2 separate regions of the Homo sapiens genome follow, and region 2 is linked to region 1. A link is a loop called in an ENCODE intact Hi-C map of the cell type or tissue named here. Cell type or tissue: thyroid gland. All regions are shown on one strand. Links, peaks and the distances in the headings refer to the core of each region. The heading gives the core; the rest is flanking DNA.

The links. Peaks named below come from ENCODE experiments on the same cell type or tissue, not always from the same donor. Only the 100,000 strongest peaks of a DNase experiment are listed, where the experiment ranks them.
Region 2: it touches region 1 in a loop (4-fold over the local background); 98 of 110 quality-filtered maps call a loop at or near these places.

The regions. Positions count from the first base shown.
Region 1 is chr13:48,598,092-48,606,795 of GRCh38, reverse strand. LOC105370202 (a long non-coding RNA gene) reads right to left here. Exons shown (of 3, transcript XR_941958.4): 3 at 7,236-7,494. Among named protein-coding and RNA genes, the nearest start is that of LINC01077, 12 kb to the right of the region's middle. In thyroid gland, for the core only: no CTCF peak of the experiment used is centred there; a DNase peak (open chromatin) is centred at 4,335.
Region 2 is chr13:48,760,653-48,763,770 of GRCh38, reverse strand. No RefSeq gene overlaps it. Among named protein-coding and RNA genes, the nearest start is that of CYSLTR2, 110 kb to the right of the region's middle. In thyroid gland, for the core only: no CTCF peak of the experiment used is centred there; no DNase peak of the experiment used is centred there.

The DNA of each region.
Region 1 (8,704 bases), core at 3,114-5,613:
GTGATGGCAGGTGCCTATAATGTCAGCTACTTGGGAGGCTGAGGCAGGAGAATTGCTTGTACCCGGGAGGCAGAGTTTCCAGTGAGCCTATACCTCACCACTGCACTCCAGCCTGGGTGACAGAGCGAAACTCTATCTCAAAAACGAAAGAAAGAAAGGGCATCCAAATTAGAAAGGAAGAAGTCAAATTTTCCTTGTTTTAAGATGACATGATCTTATATTTGGAAAAACCTAAAGACGCCACCAAAAAACCACTAAAACTGATAAGCAAATTCAGTAAATTTGCAAGATACAAAATGAATATATAAAAATCAGTAGCATTTCTATATATCAACAGCAAACAATCTGAAAAAGAACCAAGAAAGTAATCCCATTTACAATAGCCACAAATAAAATAAAACACCTAGCAATTAACTTAAACAAAGAAGTAAAAAATATCTACATTGAAAACTATAAAACATTGATGCAAGAAATTGAAGAGGACACACAAAAAATGGAAAAATATTCCATGTCATAGGATTGGAAGAATTAATATTGCTAAAATGTCCATACTACCCAAAGCAATCTATAGATTTCATACAATTTCTATCAAAATACCAATAACATTCTTCACACAAATAGTAAAAACAATCCTAAAATTTATATGGAACCACAAAAGACCTAGAATAGGCAAAGCTATCCTAAGCAAAAAGTATGAAACTGGAGGAATCACATTACCTGACTTTAAATTATACTACAGAGCTACAGTAATCAAAATGGTATGGTACTGGCACAAAAACAGACGCAATGACCAGAGGAACAGAATAGAGAACCCAGAAATAAATCCATACATCTACAGTGAACTCATTTTTGACAAAGGTGCCAAGAACATACAGTGGGGAAAAGACAGTCTCTTCAATAAATGATACTGGAAAAAACAGACATCCATAGGAAGAAGAATGAAACTAGACCCCTATCTCTCACTATATACAAAAATCAAATCAAAATGGATTAAAGACTTAAATCTAAGACCTCAAACTATGACAACCAAAGAAAAAACTGAACAAATGAGATCACATCAAATTAAAAAGCTTTCACACAGCAAAGAAAACAATCAATAAAGTGAAGAGACAAGAATAGGAGGAAATATTTGCAAACTACCCACCTGACAAAGGATTAATAGCCAGAATGTATTAGGAACTCAAACGACTCTGTAGGAAAAATCTACTAATTTGTTTTAAAATGGACAAAAGATCTGAATAGACATTTCTCAAAAAAAGATATACATATTGCAAACAGGTATATGAAAAGGTGCTCAACATCATTGATCATCAAAGAAATGCAAATCAAAACTACAATGAGATGTCTCACTCCAGTTAAAATGGCTTTTATTCAAAAGTCAGGCAATAATAAATGCTGGAGAGGATGTGGAGAAATGGGAACCCTCGTGCACTCTTGGGAATGTAAATTAGTGCAACCACTATGAAGAACAGTTTGGAGATTTCTTGAAAAACTAAAAATAGAGCTATCCCACCATCCAGCAATCACACTCCTAGGTATATACCCGAAAGGAAATCAGTATATCAAAGAGATATCTGCACTTTTTTCTTTTTTTTGAGATGGAGTTTTGCTCTTGTTGCCCAGGCTGGAGTACAGTGGCGCAGTCTCGGCTCACTATAACCTCTGCCTCCTGGGTTCAAGTGATTCTCCTGCCTCAGCCTGAGTAGCTGAGACTACAGGTGCCCACCACCACACCCGGCTGATTTTTGTATTTTTAATAGGGATGGGGTTTCACCATGTTGGTCAGGCTGGTATCAAACTCCTGACCTCAAGTGATCCGCCCACCTTGGCCTCCCAAAGTGCTGGGATTATAGGTGTTAGCCACCACGCCCAGCCTGGATATCTGCACTTCTATGTTTGTTGCAGCATTGTTTACAATAGCTAAGATTTGGAAGCAACCTAAGTGTCCATCAACAGATGAACAGATAAAGAAAATATGGTACATATACACAATGGAGTACTATTCAGCCACAATAAAGAATGAGATCTTGTCATCTGCACAACATGGTTGGAACTGGAGGTTGGAATTTCATTAAGTTAAGTGAAATAAGCCAGGCACAGCGAGACAAACTTCACACGTTCTCACTTTTTGTGGGAGATAAAAAGTAAAACAATTGAACTTATGGCAATATAGAGTAGAAAAATGGTTACCAGAGGCTGGGAAGAGTACTTGGGGTTGGGGGGTTGGGGACTGTAGGGGAGAAGTGGGGAAGGTTAATGGGTACAAAAAATAGAAAGAATGAATAAGACCTAGTATTTGCTAGCATAACAGGATGACTATAGTAAAAAATAATTTAATTTTACATTTTAAAATAACTAAGAGTATAATTGGCTTTGTTTGTAACACAAAGGATAAATGCTTGAGGTAATGGATACCTATCCACCCTGATGTGATTATTATGCATTGCATGCTTGTATCATAATATCATATGTGACCCATAAATATATATATACCTATTATATACCCACAAAAATTAAAAATTAAAATTTTTGAAAAGAAATGAAATACTGATGCTGTATAACATGAATGAACCTTGAAGACATTATGGTAAGTGGAAAAAGTCTATCACAAAGGATCACATATTGGATAATTCCATTTATATGAAATGTCCAGAATAGTCAAATCTGTAGAGTAAAAACATAGATTAGTGGTTGCCTAGGACAAGGGGGGAAAAGGAGGATTATGGAGGGGGGATGATGCCTAAGGGATGTGAAGTTACTTTTTAGGATAATAAAAATGTTCTAAAATTGATTGTGGTGATGGTCATTAAATTGTAGTCTTTAAATGAATGAATTGTATGATATGTGATTATATCTCAAATATATTTAAAACTGTTTTTTAATAAATAAAGGTAAATATTTAGAGATTTTTCTAAAAAGCAATTATTCATGCAAAAAATCATGTAGGTTAATTGTCTCCTTCCCCTATCATTCTCCCACCCCAGAAGAAAAGAACTAGCACTTGTTGAGCACTTCGTTGGTGCCAGGCAATTCTGGTTCCAACTCTGCCAAGGTCATACAAGCAATAAAAGGGGACACCAGGTCCCCTGAGGAAGGACTCTGCTACATTGCCAAAAATGTATACCGTTTATCTTTCTCCCAGTCATCCCCAAAGGGACCTGCAGCCTTTTATCAGAGGAACTGTGCACTGGGGAAAAAGAAATAATCAGATTGTTTCAAGGATGACTGGACACTGGCTTTGAACTGATACTAATTTCAGGAGACCCAAAATATTACTGTGGTCTGCCAGTCACAGTAGGGGATTATGGCTGTTAGGTGAGGGGATGGTTAATTTTACATGCTAACCACTGGGCTGCAGGGTGCCCAGATAAACATTATTTCTGCGTGTGTCTATGAGATTGTTCCTGGATGAGATTAGCATTTGAATCGGTGAACTCAATATAGATGGCCCTCTCCAATGCAGGTGGGCATTCTCCAATGTATTGAGGGCCTGAATAAAGCAAAATGTGGAGCAAGGAGGAATTTGCCCCTTTTTTTTCTGCCTCACTGGGACATCTCATCTCATCTTCTGCTCTTGAACTGGGATTTACACCATCGGTACCTCTGATTCTCATGCCTTCAAACGTAGACTGAAGTACAATACCAGCTTTCCTGGGTCTCCAGCTTATAGATGACAGACTGTGGGACTTCTCAGCCTCCATTATTGTGTGAGCCAATTCCTAATAATAAATTCCTCATTCCTCTCTCTCTCTGTCTCTCTCTCTCTCTCTGTCTCTCTCTCACTCTGTCTCTCTCTCTCTCAGTCTTTTTCTCTGCAAATCCCCGACAATGGAGTTTGACTACGTCCACCTCATAGTAGACCCAGCGGGTCCCTGAACCCATCCTGTGGTTATTTCCCCATTTCTAGAATGCATAATTGGAATAGACTTACTCAGCAGCCTGCAGAATCCCCACATTGGTGGAATTCTAGACTGAAATTCAAGTCTGTTCTTTCCATTATGCTGAATGTCTTGAGGGCGAAAGACCAAAGTATTAACATGGGTGCCAGCAGCACTGGAATTTATTCCTACTTTCTACATAATGAATTTATGGCTGGGGATCTGGTTTCTCAGAGGTGATTAGAAGCAGCAAATTAGAAGGAGACACAAATTAGACAGAGACATACTAATGTCAGCAGTGAGGGATAAACATTGACAACCCACAGTGAGGCAGAACCCACAGGAAGTAGGCAGAAACTCAGGGAGCAAAGCAGTCTGCCGAGGATGGGCAGAGAGGCTACCTGCCTCCACCGCCCTCAAGGGCACACCTCAGAGCAGAGTGGCCCTTCTCAAACTTGAGCATGCATGAGAAGCACCTGGAGGGCGTGTTAAATCACAGAGTGCTGGGCTCCACCCCCAGGGTTTCAGATGCAGCATGTCCAGGGTGAAGTCTGCACTTACATTTCTGAGAATCTGCGTTTCTAACAAGTCTCCAGGTTGAGGGGTTGCTGATGCTGCTGGTCCAGAGTCCACACTTTGAGAACCCCTGGCATATATTGGTGTTCCCAATAATGATCCTGAATCTTTAAAACAAGATTAGATTATTCTGGATTCCTATGTACAATGAATTTAAAGTAATTCGGGTCAAAATAAGTAAGAATAAACTTTTTGGCATTTAAAGAGTTAAGGTTTGAAAATTGGAAAAATTTATTCATAAAGACCCAGCCCCCACATCACCAGAGGAGGCCTAGGGCCTTCCCTGATTACCTAATCAGGTGGCCTCCTACAATATCACTCCCTCAATCTCCTGCCCACTTTATATCATTTCATAGCACATATTGCAACCAGATATTATATGTTTTTTTGTTTATGATCTTTCTCCCACAAAAAAATAAGCTCCGTGATGACAGGGCTTGTTATCTTTTGTTCACCACAGAATCCCAAAATCTGGAACCTGGCCCTTAGTATGATCTTAATAAATAATTATTAATGAATAAATGAATAAACCAAATAAAACATTTATTTTGCTATAATGCTTGGAGGAGGCCAGAGTACAGGAAGGGGGCTGATTGCTGGGAGGTTACTCTTCAAGCAAAAGGACCCTTCCCACTCTACATGTCCTTTGAGAAAATGGAATTTAAGGGGAGCAGTAAATGAGAGAAAAGAAAATGCTGTTTTTGAAGAGGCTGTTCTCCATCTCCGTCTAGATGCTAAGAATGCAATTTCAGGCCAGACAAAGTGGTTCATGCCTCTAATGCCAACACTTTAGGAGGCGGAGGTGGGAGAATCACTTGAGGACAGGAGTTTGAGACCAGCCATGGCAACATATGCAGATACTCTGAAGGCTGAGGTGGGAGGATTGCTTGAGCCCAGGAGTTCAAGGTTACAGTGAGCTATGATTGTACCACTGCACTCCAGCCTAGGTGGCAGAGCAACCCCCTGTCTCAAAAAAAAAAAAAAAAAAATCCTGAAGAAAGGGGCAGAAAGGCCCCACAGAGCTCAGCACTCATACAAATTCCAGGTTATTTCTACCCAGGGACCTCCAGCTGAGCTCATGATGCTCCTTGGAGAAGTGCTGCCTGGGCTTGAAAGACTGGCTCAGCTTATCTAGGTTTATCTGCCATTCCGTGAGCTCAGTGTTGCTGGCAAAGGGGGCAGTGCTCTGTGGCGAATTCCCTGCACAGTGACTCGCCTGTGCTGCTGGAAAATATTAAGGTTTCTGCTGGTGGAAAAATACAGAAAAAGCAAAACCACACATCATCCTTCCTCCTCTCCCCTTCTCTGCTAAACTATGTATTGTTTTCCCTCTTTGTCACTCTTCCAAGAGGCCCACCACATACCTTCCTGACACAGAAATATTAAACCAGGAAGCCAAGAGTTCAGCTAGGCTCGTTTCTTGATTACAGATGATGTCATTAAGTAGCACATCCAGGACTGAAATTCAACTCCATCCCACAACAGAGCTTTCTACCACCCCCACCCCCCATCTGAAGACTATGAGCTCCTGTGGGGAGACAGCTGCTGCATTCTCATGAACATGGTGTCTGGCACCTTAATAGGTCTCAAGAAATAGTTCAGGAATGAGTTTGTGAATGGCTCGCTCTTGTCTATTCCCACAAATACTTTGCAAGAGGTAGTATGATTGTTGATGACATCTCTGTTGAGGTTAGAAAGAGAGAAGGATGCAATAGAGAAGTTCTGGAAGGATATGCAGGTGTAGTGTGTCTCAGGAAAATTAATTTCATGATGTCAGCACTTTCCAGGGTCTAGTCTAGTTGTTTGGGTCTAGAAACCCAATCTTTACAGTGCATTCATAGTTGAGTGTTGGAAACTGCCTCAAGCTAACTAAATTCACAAAATACCAGCATGCTATTAATTAATTCACAATATGCCAAAGGGACTGAGTATTTGAACTGGCTAATTCAACCATTCTCTCCCTAAGGAAAAATAATATAATTTGGGAAGCCACCTCCTTTAACTGTGAGTCCATATAGGGCCCTTATTATGTCACTCCAACCCCTAGCACAGTGAATAATCACACAGAGAGTTATTTTTTCGTAGAAGATAGGCTCCATGAGGGCAGGCGTTGCCTGTCTTGTTCACTGCTATATCCCAGGCTCCTAAAAGAGTGCCTGCCACATACTAGGTTCTCAATGGGTGTTTGTTGAAAGAATGAATACTTGAAGAGTTCTTTAATCAGCACAAAGTTAGGACAAATAAATTTTGTTTTATTGCCCTGTTGCTATTGAAAAGCTTATATGAAGTGATACAACCAACTCTGTTAAGAGAATGCAGCTGCCAAGCAGATGTTAAGGCCATGCCCCCGACTCCTGACTGGCATCTTCTTCATTGGGTGGTATTGAAAACACTGACATTTTGCTCTTTGACCTCCCTTTCACTCTGGAGATCTGCTGGTTGGCACATTCTTTCTTGAGACAAAGTGCTAGCCAGTTGTAATTTTCTCAGTTGTACTTACCTTCTGATCACTCCTCCCCATGACTACACCTTGGCATCCTGGTCACCCTGCTTGAAAGGGGTGAGCTGAAGACTTGCCAGCTGCACATCTGTACTTCTTGGAGGGAGTCCTATTCTACACATGTTGATTCATCCTTGCTTCCTCCACAAAGGGCAACTGAGTGTCCTGGTAGCCTAACCATAGTCTGTAGCAAGTGTAGGGGTGAAACGGTAATGCCTGTCCTCACTCATTGCAAGGTCCCCAGCTAACACCCCTATGATGAAAGACAGATTCACAAGAAAAAAGTATAACAAATTTATTTAACAAAGTTTTATGTAATACAGGAGCCTTCCGAAACAAAAGACCCAAAGACCCAGAGAAAACTTTTTTTTTAATGCTTAGGTTTGATGAAGACTGTACTGCCATGTAGAAATGTGATTGGACAAAAAGGACATGTCCCAATGGTAATAAGCTGAGATGGGAATCCATCATGGCTTGTTTGTTTAGCTTCTTCTTGGCCTCTTGCATAACATTTCTTTCTCCAGGATAAGGCAGGATCACCTGTCAAATGAGAGTTTTAAGGGGAGAAGAAAGGTCAGAGACTGACATTTTTAGGTTTATGGTTTGCTTTGGGAAAGAGGGGTTCTAGTTTCTATGACCTGCTGTGGGAAAGAAATGAAAGAAAGAGAAAGGAGAGTGGGAGAAGCTCAGAAAGAACATCTTGCTTCTGAGGCCCTTCCAATCTCCCTCAGTGCAAAGTATTCAGCATACCAAAGTGCTATACTTGAGGTTCTCATGTTCTGATTCCCAACACAAACATTCAGAGGGAGTTGTGGAAAGAGCAGGCAATTGGAAGTACAAATGAAACGGGGGAGTTCCCTGACCCCCCTTGCAGGACGTGTGATGGGTGTGGCTCATCCATTTGGCCATCTTGCTCTCAAACCCCTTATGGGAGCAGGAACATGCAGACAGGCAGGTGTAGGAGCTGGGGCAAGCACTTTTGGCCTCCGGCCCCATGGTTGCATCTAGGGGTGGGTGCCTGTGACTCCCGAAGCCCAAGTGGGCATGTGTTACAGTGCGCTCTTTCACCCTTGCTGTCCATGGATGGCTTAAGTGTTAAACAGCTCAGTGGACCCTCTGCCTTTTTGCAAGGGCAGAGGGCCAGTGTGACAGTTTTCTGTATTCCGAGCTCTTGTCCAGTGTCCAGGAAAAATAAGGTCACGCCTGGACTTAAAGGATGGCAAACGTGGGAGTTTTACTGAGTGGTGGAGGTGGCTCTCAGTGGGATGGATGGGGAGCTGGAAGGGGGATGGAATGGGAAGATGATCGTCACCTGGAGTTTGGCCATGCAGTGGCCAATCTCCTCTCCTACTGTCCCCAGCCTAGCTCCTCTTGACATTAAGAAGCTCCTTCTCTTCTCTCCTTCTCTGCTCTTCTGTTTGTCTGCTTGTGGAGCCTGGGGTTAGGGTTTATAAGGGTACAGGATAGGTGGGTGTGGTGGGCCAAAAGGCAACTTTTGGGTGTGAAAACAGGAATACCTGTTCCCACGTAGGACTGAAGGTTTCCAAGATTGAGGGTGGGGCTTTTGCCAGGGAGCCACCCTCTTCTACCTAGTATTTCCCTGTTTGCTGTCTGTATCCTTTATCCTTGCACTCCATCTCCAAAATGTGGGGCCCTCCTGAGCCACTAGCTCTCAGGTCTACCCATTCACTGCAAATTCCAATTAACATGTGCATAATGCCTTAGAGTTTATTAACACTCTACACACTTT
Region 2 (3,118 bases), core at 1-2,500, 160 kb before region 1:
TAGCATGGATACAGTATCACTTTTTAAAGTGATTTTCCTTTGGAAGGACATAAACCTAAAAATTGTTTCCAGTTTTCTGCTATCACAAACAATTTTGTACACATGTGCAAGAATTTTTCTTGAGCTAACACTAAGAAGTAGAATTTTTGAGTTGTAGGGTATGCACATTTAAATTTTCATAGATGCTGACAATGTATTTTAAAAGGGCTGTCACAGTTAACACCCCCACTATTTTTACTGTCTTTTGGTGTTAGTAGAGAAGCTTAAATTTTGGTGTCAGTCTAAGACTGCAAGAGTCATTTACAAGCAGTGGGACTAAGAGAAGTCATTTAACCTCCCTAAACCCCTGCTTCTTTATACTCAAAATGAGGATAAGTGTCTATGTCATGGAGTTCTTGCAGGGAATCGAGCTGAGGCCAGTAATACTTAGCACAGTCCCTGGCATATAGTAAGTGCTGATGAAAGGTGACTCCTACTCCTCCTCACCTTCCTTCTCTAAGATCTAAGCTTATCTATAAATGGGGCTATTCTATTATAATCTTTGCTAGGTTGAGATCACTTTGTTATTATTACTGTAGGATGTTTCTCCTTTTGAGAGGTACTGACACATCCTGGGCTGCATTTCTAAACTGGTCCTCTGAAAGAAACTTACCATGACATGGATTCCTATGTAATGAAACCACTTAATACTTTTAATTTAATGATGACACTGAATATGTGCATGGGCCATACTCAAATTTTTCCTGAAAGAACCACTTCCCTGTGCACTTAAGGATACTTACACTCTTCAAAAGTTTTGCATATGAGAGACTAAAATTAAGTTAATATCTTCAGAATGGCAATTTCCAAATGAAGTGATTTGTGCTCGTTAGCATGTTCTATTTAAGGCAAATGAATATATTGTTCTTTTTTACAGGAAGCTTTTAAGGTAACTCAGCTTACCGTGGAGTGGAGAGAGAATGTGATTGGGAGTCAAAGAGATCCAGGTTTGACTTTCAGCCCTGTCTCTTATTACCTAAGGGTCTTATTAAGATCCTTACTACTTCTGAGTCCCAATAATCATATTTATATTTATCTTGGAAGGTTGTTGAGAAGATTTAATGAGATAATATGTGCAAGTGCTGGACACATGGGGCATCCTTAAGAAATGCTGATTCCTGTCTATCCCCCCAGTGTTATTTACATAGGCTTCTGAATTCACCATCTATTGATTGAGTACAAGCTATGTGTCATCAGGAACTTCTATAGGCTGTGAGAGAGGGACAAATAAGAGAGACAGTCTCACCTTAAGGGGTTTTTAGTCTAGTGAGAAAGCTAGGCCATGGCTAAGTGACCTCAAGAGAACAATAAACACAATAACATTATGTCCAGGGCTCTCATCTCCCGATATGAGAAGTCAGAGGAACCTTCACAGAAGTATCTCTTGAGCTGGACCTTGAAGGATGAGGATGAGTTCACCAGGCAGGGAAGAAGAGCAGGTGGAAAAGCAAAGATAGAAAGAGCTGGGAGTGTTCTAACACTGGTGAGCATTAATCTTTCATCTCTAAAATATTTGGCCCGACATTCTTACAGTCTCTCCTGTGGCTGACATCTCCTGTGGTTCAAATGGACATTGGACTCACTAAAGAAGGGCACTGGACTCACTAAAGAAATCAAGAATTATTAATGTTCATTGCAGACTGGAACTTGGAACGCTGTAAATAACCCCAGCTCTACAAATCTGTCTGGAAAATGCTTAGTTCATGTTTGCTCTTTGTTACTTTTTCAAGGGAGTACTGAGGAAATCACAATTGTGGTTTCTGGCTGGAAATAGGTCCTATCTGTCACTATTGATCCTAAACAATTTGTCTCTCTGGAATCAGATTAAAATAGGTCCTATCTGTCACTATTGACCCTAAACGATTTGTCTCTCCGGAATCAGATTATTTAACCTCATTTCTAAAAGTTGTACTCAGGTGCTGGGTTAGGTGGATACTGCTAATAACAGCAGATGATCAATGATTCTTCCAGCAAACAGAGGAGTAAGTCACCTAGTGGGCAGAAAAGCCTGTTCCTCTGTGCCCATTTAATAAAAAAAATTATCCAGAGCACAAATTAATTTGTCATTAAAAGTGGCCATTCTCAGATATAGTTCTTACATCTTTTGTACTATTTTATAAACTATAGGCATCTGCCAGCAGCTGCTGGAACAGGAAAGTTTATATCCAGGCAGAGGGAAAAAAACATGGTAGAAAATGAGCAGGCTGAAACCAATATGAAGAAATGCCAGAAGAAAAAATGCACAATCAACTTTTGTCGTGTATTTTAAAATAAACTCTCTGGTCCAGTTGTAGCCGAGAATGACTCATCCCATCCACAGAAGCACCAAAGGGAATGGGGCAGGAAGGATGAACAGAAACAAGATTCTGTTTTACATAATTCTTATTTTCATGCAAAAAGGTATTCAAATAGCACATGAAATTGGCCAGTAATGTACCTCACTATTTACCTCACTATTTACAATGTCAGACAAAATGCAGGAGAGTTTGCTAGATAAGAATTATGACAGCCAGTCAATTAAAAGACTGTCATAGATCATATCCTACCATCCAGAACACCACAGTGTAAGGTTCTTGTATCGGTTTGAACCCCAAGAGCACGCCAAAAGATAACACGAGGCGGTGTGGGGTAACATGCTGTTTTAATGAGCGCCTGGGTGCAGGGGGGCTGACTAGGCCTCAGCCCCAAGTGAGGACAGGGCAAAGGCTTTAGAGTCTCCTGTAAACAGGAAGTGTCCTAGTCTGAAGTAACTGCTACGTTGTACCCGGATGGCCTCTTTTTCGATCTTCAGGTGTACGTGTCTTTCCACCTGGGTAAGTGTCTTCCAGCGGCTCTTTTCCTGCTTCTGCTATCTTGCTGGGGCACGCTACTGGCAAAAGTAGCCTTGCGGCTTGGGACTGGGCCTGAGAAAGGAGGAGTTATTTATCTCTTTAAGCTTTCAGGCTCCGGGGAAAATCTTACACACAGAAGTGTCAAAGTCCCTTTGGGAAGAGTGATGCATAAGGATCTACTGGTTGCAACAGAGACCTGCTCAAATGACTTCCAAAAACGGGGAAAGGACTATCAGTGATTTTCAAAC